2 separate regions of the Homo sapiens genome follow, and region 2 is linked to region 1. Evidence: read pairs that join two places in POLR2A ChIA-PET (ENCODE). Cell type or tissue: PC-9. All regions are shown on one strand. Each heading gives the region's core, and the rest is flanking DNA. Links, peaks and the distances in the headings are about the cores only. Region 1 has its middle 23 kb from the start of SNORD14E. Region 2 overlaps UBASH3B (ubiquitin associated and SH3 domain containing B).

Evidence for each region. Peaks named below come from ENCODE experiments on the same cell type or tissue, not always from the same donor. Only the 100,000 strongest peaks of a DNase experiment are listed, where the experiment ranks them.
Region 2: POLR2A ChIA-PET joins it to region 1 with 11 read pairs; 6 of 35 experiments call an interaction of 5 or more read pairs at or near these places.

The regions. Positions count from the first base shown.
Region 1 is chr11:123,033,849-123,036,653 of GRCh38, reverse strand. It overlaps the pseudogene RPL34P23. Among named protein-coding and RNA genes, the nearest start is that of SNORD14E, 23 kb to the left of the region's middle. In PC-9, for the core only: no CTCF peak of the experiment used is centred there; no DNase peak of the experiment used is centred there.
Region 2 is chr11:122,807,736-122,810,540 of GRCh38, reverse strand. It overlaps UBASH3B (ubiquitin associated and SH3 domain containing B), which reads right to left. Exons shown (of 14, transcript NM_032873.5): 13 at 2,365-2,474; 14 at 1-792. The coding sequence ends at 655. Among named protein-coding and RNA genes, the nearest start is that of CRTAM, 29 kb to the left of the region's middle. In PC-9, for the core only: no CTCF peak of the experiment used is centred there; no DNase peak of the experiment used is centred there; H3K27ac peaks cover 973 bases.

The DNA of each region.
Region 1 (2,805 bases), core at 278-2,777:
TAGAGATGGGGTTGGCCCATGTTGGCCAGGCTGGTCTCAAACTCCTGACCTCAGGTGATCCACCCGCCTTGGCCTCCCAAAGTGCTGGGATTGGAGATGTGAGCCACCACGCCTGGCATTTTTTTTTTTTTTTTTTTGAGACAGAGTCTCACTCTGTCACCCAGGCTGGAGTGCAGTGGCATGAACTCACTGCAAACTCTACCTCCTGGGTTCAAGTGATTCTCCTGCCTCAGCCTTCCAAGTAGCTGGGATTACAGGTGCGCACCACCATGCCAGGCTAATTTTTGTATTTTTGGTAGAGACGGGGTTTCATCATGTTGGCCAGGCTGGTCTCGATCTCCTGACCTCAGGTGATCCACCCGGCTTGGCCTCCCAAAGTGCTGAGATTGCAGGCATGAGCCACCACACCCGGCTGTAAGCTTCATTTTTTTATTTAGCTTTCTGACTGTGCTTGTGCCTTCAACACTTTCGCAATGGTTTTCTGCCGCTCGATAAGGAAATCACTCTTGATCCTGTCATGAACACACCTAGAACACACACAACCACCGGAGGCCCTGCTGACATGTTTTTTGTTTGGGGGCAATCTCATAGGAACTTTAGGTCTCACAGCACAAACTTCAAAATGAAGTCTTCCTGGACACATGCCCACATGCGGATTTTGGTGCTTTCCCAACCTTCCTGGTATAAAGGTAAACAATTCTATTACCAGGTATTCGGGACAGCCTAGTTTTGTTAGAGACTGAATTGTAGGAAAGCCTACGGCAGTATGTCAAATGCTGGACCATTCCGAGTGCCTCTAGACCACGTCCCCGGAAGAGCAAACATACTGATTTCAAGTCCTTAGGGTATATACCCAGATGTGGGATTTCTGGATCATATGGCAATTTTATTTTTAGGTTTTTTTTGAGGAAACTTCATACAATTTTCCATAATGGCTGTACTAGTTTACATTCCCACCAAGAGTGGAGAGGGGTTCCCATTAAAAAATGGGCAAAGGAGCTTGAATAGACATTTCTCAAAAGAAAACAGGACAGGTGCAGTGGCTCACGCCTGTAATCCCAGCACTTTGGTAGGGCGAGGCAGGTGGATCACCTGAGGTCAGCAGTTTGAGACCAGCCTGGCCAACATAGTGAAACCCCGTCTCTACTAAAAATCCAAAAAATTAGCTGGACATGGTGGCGCACACCTGTAATCCCAGCTACTTGGGAGGCTGAGGCAGGAGAATCACTTGAACCCAGGAGGCAGAGGTTGCAGTGAGCCGGGATGGCGCCACTGCACTCCAGCCTGGGTGACAGAGCGAGACTCCATTTCAAACAAACAAATACAAACACCAACTAATAGATGAGAAAATATTCAACATCACTAATCATTAGGAGAATAAAAATTAAAACCACAATGAGTTCTTACCTCAAACATGTCAGAATGGCAGTATCAAAAAGATGAAAGATAATATACACGTTGACAAGGATGTGGAGAAATGGGCTAGGGTTTTGAAGATTGAGATCAGAAATAGCAGACTCCTTGGGATGCAGTGTGGAGGTAACAGGAGGTATCAGCTTGGGTGACCCTCAGGACCTCTGTCTGTGCTAAGTGACTCAGCCCCTCACTTTTCTGCCATAGCTGGTTGGTTCAGAAGTAGACTCTTAACCTAAAGTTGGCAATCTTGCAGCCAAGAGGCCAGGGCACCAGACTTAGGAGCAGTTATGTTAATGACAAATTCAGAGAGACTTTGCACAATTCCTGATGCTGAAAGCCCCGGAGGTGGTTATCTACTGCTGTGTGACAAACTACCCCAAAATGTGGTGGCTTGAAACCACAACTTATTGCTTGTGATTCTGTGAGTTGGTTGGGCAGTTCTTCCTCTGGCCTGTTGTGGGCAAACTCATGTAGATACATTCATGCGGTGTTGACTGTAAGCTGAGCTTAGCCGGGAGCCTGGCGTAGCTTTCTTTCCACGTGGTCTTGCATCCTACTGGAGTCTAGACCAGACTTTTTCACACGGCAAAGGCAGTGTTCCAGGAAGGAGAAGATATGGCCTTTCTGGGATGCTGTGGCCCATGTCTTCTCCAGCATATTCTATCATTGAAAACATTTCATAAGGCTGGTCCAGATTCAAGGGGTCTACTTTTTGATGGAAGGAGCTGCCAATCATTGTTACCAGTGACAATCATTGTTTATAGATGGACTGTGGCTGATTAAAAGCAGATAAAAATTATTTGTGGCCTTTCCTATTAAAAGGTGAAGTACGAACACTTGAATCTGGGATGTCCTGATGGTGTTCTTTGGCCAGCAAAGCGTGGTGAGAGCGACGCTGTACGGCTGCCAGGATGGGCCTTGCAGTTCCACTCCTACTCTCTTGGACCATTGTCCACGGTGTGATGGGGAAAAGCCCAGTTTAACCTCCTGGAGGATGAAAGACCACGTGGAGAGAATGGCCCCATCTTCACAGCTTTCCCAGCTGAGTCCTGCCCCAGTCTCTCCACCAGCTGGATGTTGTCACCTGAGTGAGTTTAGAAGAAACCAACGGAAGAACTTCTAGCCAGTCCCTCCACACAATTCTGAGAAACAGGACACTGCTGCTGTATTAATCAGCTGTGTTTTGTGATGCTGGAATAGCTGATTAAAACAGCTCGCAGGGCCCTCCCGCGGCGGGTGATGGTTTGGCACTTCCTTTGATTCTCTGGCTACGCTCCTAACAGGTTGTTTTTCCTAACGAGTCATTTTTTTCCCCTCAAGTCAACGAGTACCTATTTCTGTTGCTTGTAGCTAAGACCATCTAAGAGAGCCCCAAGCCAAAGGAAGAAA
Region 2 (2,805 bases), core at 51-2,550, 230 kb after region 1:
GATAGGGCTGTAGCAAGAAGGGCCAGCTGCTCTAGAGAAAATGTGGCAGTACCAGGGTAAATGTTAGCATCCTTAAGCGGGTATCTTCAGCCAGCAACACTGGTGTATGGGGGCTAGTGACGGTAGGATTTCATGTGTAACCTAAGAACAACTCTCTTCAGGGCATGTTTTCTAATAATCTTAAAAGGATTCCTCAGCTTGGCTCTACCTAACTGGAAAATGGAGATAAAAAAAAAAAAATTCCATCCCCAAGCTGTCCTTTCAATGCTCCCCCAGCTGGTCTGGGCACACTCCTTCCTCTTGCACCCCTTAGAGCGGGCCAGCAGCTCCCTCTGGGAGAAATGAGGCCCCTTAGCTGTGCATACCCAGAGGGAACGAAACATTCTCTTCTGTAGCAGGTGCCCCGATTTAGGAAGACAATTCTCCAAAGCCTTGTGAGCTAGGCAAGAGTCCAGAGAGAACACATTTTTTTCCTCTGAATCAAGTCTTTCTCTCATTTACACAGTCTCATCTTAAGAACTTTAAGTGTGAAAGGAAATATGCTAAATTATTCTGAGCTGTCCACTTAGAGTGTGGTGTGGATTTTCCCACTGTTTTTAAACACACAGAAAGACACACTCCAAAAGGCCTTTCCTTCTTGTTCACTGGTGTGGTTTATTCTTGAAGCAAGGTCTCTCTCCAGTTGAAGCCCCCAGTTGGTCCATGGGTAAGAGGAAGGATTGGTGGATCTGTCAGCTGCCATATTCCAGTTTCTCCTAATTCTTCACAGGAACAAAATCCCAGATATGGGATCTGAAGTAAGAGTCGTAAAGAAAGGGGATATTAGGAGATAGGTTTAATGCTTTAACTTTTACCTAAATACAAAGATATTCATGTGGCCCTAGAGAATTGCAGTCAGAAATGGATAGTGGCTTTGTAGAAATGCATTCCCTTCAAAAATCGATAAATAAAATAAAATGGGTAAAACTGGTAACTTAGAAGAGTATTTACATTGCAAGAGGATTCATCAGAAGGATCCATTAAATGGTGACCTCCCCTAAAGTAATTAAGTCATTGTTCATAGATTGCTGCTTAATTGGGTGGCAGAAAAAGAGGACCAAAATACATAAGGCTACAATGCCAGGAGTTAATTCCCAATTGCAAGTCCAGGTAAAAAGGCAGCTCAAGGCCGGGCACAGTGGCTCACGCCTGTAATCCCAGTACTTTGGGAGGCCGAGGCGGGCGGGTCACTTGAGGTCAAGAGTTCGAGACCAGCCTGGCCAACATGGCAAACCTCATCTATACTAAAAATACAAAAAATTAGCTGGGCGTGGTGGCATGTGCCTGTAATCCCAGCTACGTGGGAGGCTGAATCAGGAGAATCGCTTGAATCCAGGAGGCAGAGGTTAAAGTGAACCGAGATTACGCCACTGTGCTCTAGCCTGGGTGACAGAGCAAGGCTCTGTCTCAAAAAAAAAAGAAAAAAGAAAAGAAAAAGTCAGCTCAAACATTTCTGAAATTATACTTGGACCCAATGGAAAATATTTTTCAATTTGAAAAAATTTGTTTCACCCGTTTTTTTTTTCTCCTTACGAGTCTCTGCAACATTCAAAGCTGAAGCTGTGCTCTCCCTCACTTCAGTTGTCACAGCAATTTTAAAACTTATTTTTGTCTGTGTCCAGAGCTGCATTTACAAACAAGACAAAATTCTCTGTCTTCCAGCACTTACAAATGAGGACAGATGCATAAATAAACTTTTCAAAAATGTGAAAAAAGATTGCAATTGAGTTTGAACCAGGTTCTCTGGCGGCAGAGAAAGGAAGTATGTAATTTGCCTGAAGGGAAGTGTGTGGGAGGCAGCTGACCAGAAAACCTCTCCCACAGGCACAGAAAGGAAGACTCCAGATGTGTGGGTCAGCCTCATGGGTTTTCTGTCTTGCTGTCTTGTTCCTGGCTTTGCCTTTTAGCCTCCTCATTTGAAACTGCTGCATGCCTCGGCCTACCTTCAAGGACCTGTGTTTGAGTTAAGCTTTCAGATGCTGTCTTTTGGACTGACCTCTATTGATCCAACCCAAGTTCCCTCAGGGAAATTCAGAGAAGGTCCCTCAGGGAAATCCAGACAATTTGCTTATAATTCCTAGCTGCTTCCTACATTTTAGCTCTTAGAAGCTAGAACTAGCTCTCATACATTGTTTTTCTAACACAAGGCTTAATAAAGTGCCCTGCACAGAGTATCACTCAATACATCTTGGTTGAGTGAAGCAATAAATGAATATTCCCAGCTCAGCATAAACACATGCTTCAAAGAACTTGGTAATCAGCCAGTCACTGTACTGACTTCAAACTACTAGCCATCACGGACCCCAAAGTACGAGAATGAATTACCTTTCGGACCATTTGTACGAAGTCCTTGGAGTTCTGAGGTGACAGGCCCTGAAGTTGGCAGGTACACGCTTCAAGGGAAGATGCGTGGGCCACAATCAGGATGTTATTTCCTGGGGGAAAATGGCAAGGTATGGGAAGACTGTTTCTATAAAGACATGGAAACTTTGCAAATACTGGAAGCTAACTAAATGCTCTGCAGGGGAGCAAACACACTCAAGAAGACAATTTGCCTAAGCAATATTTTGAAAGTGCTTTGTTACTGATAAGGCAGCTTAATCTTTTTAAAGAAAACATTTATCTTAAAATAGTTACAGATTTATGGGGCCGGGTGTGGTGGCTCATCCCTGTAATCCCAGTAATTTTGAGAGAACGAGGAGGGAGGACCACTTGAGTTCAGGAGTTTGAGACCAGCCTGAGCAACATAGTGAGACCCTGTCCCTA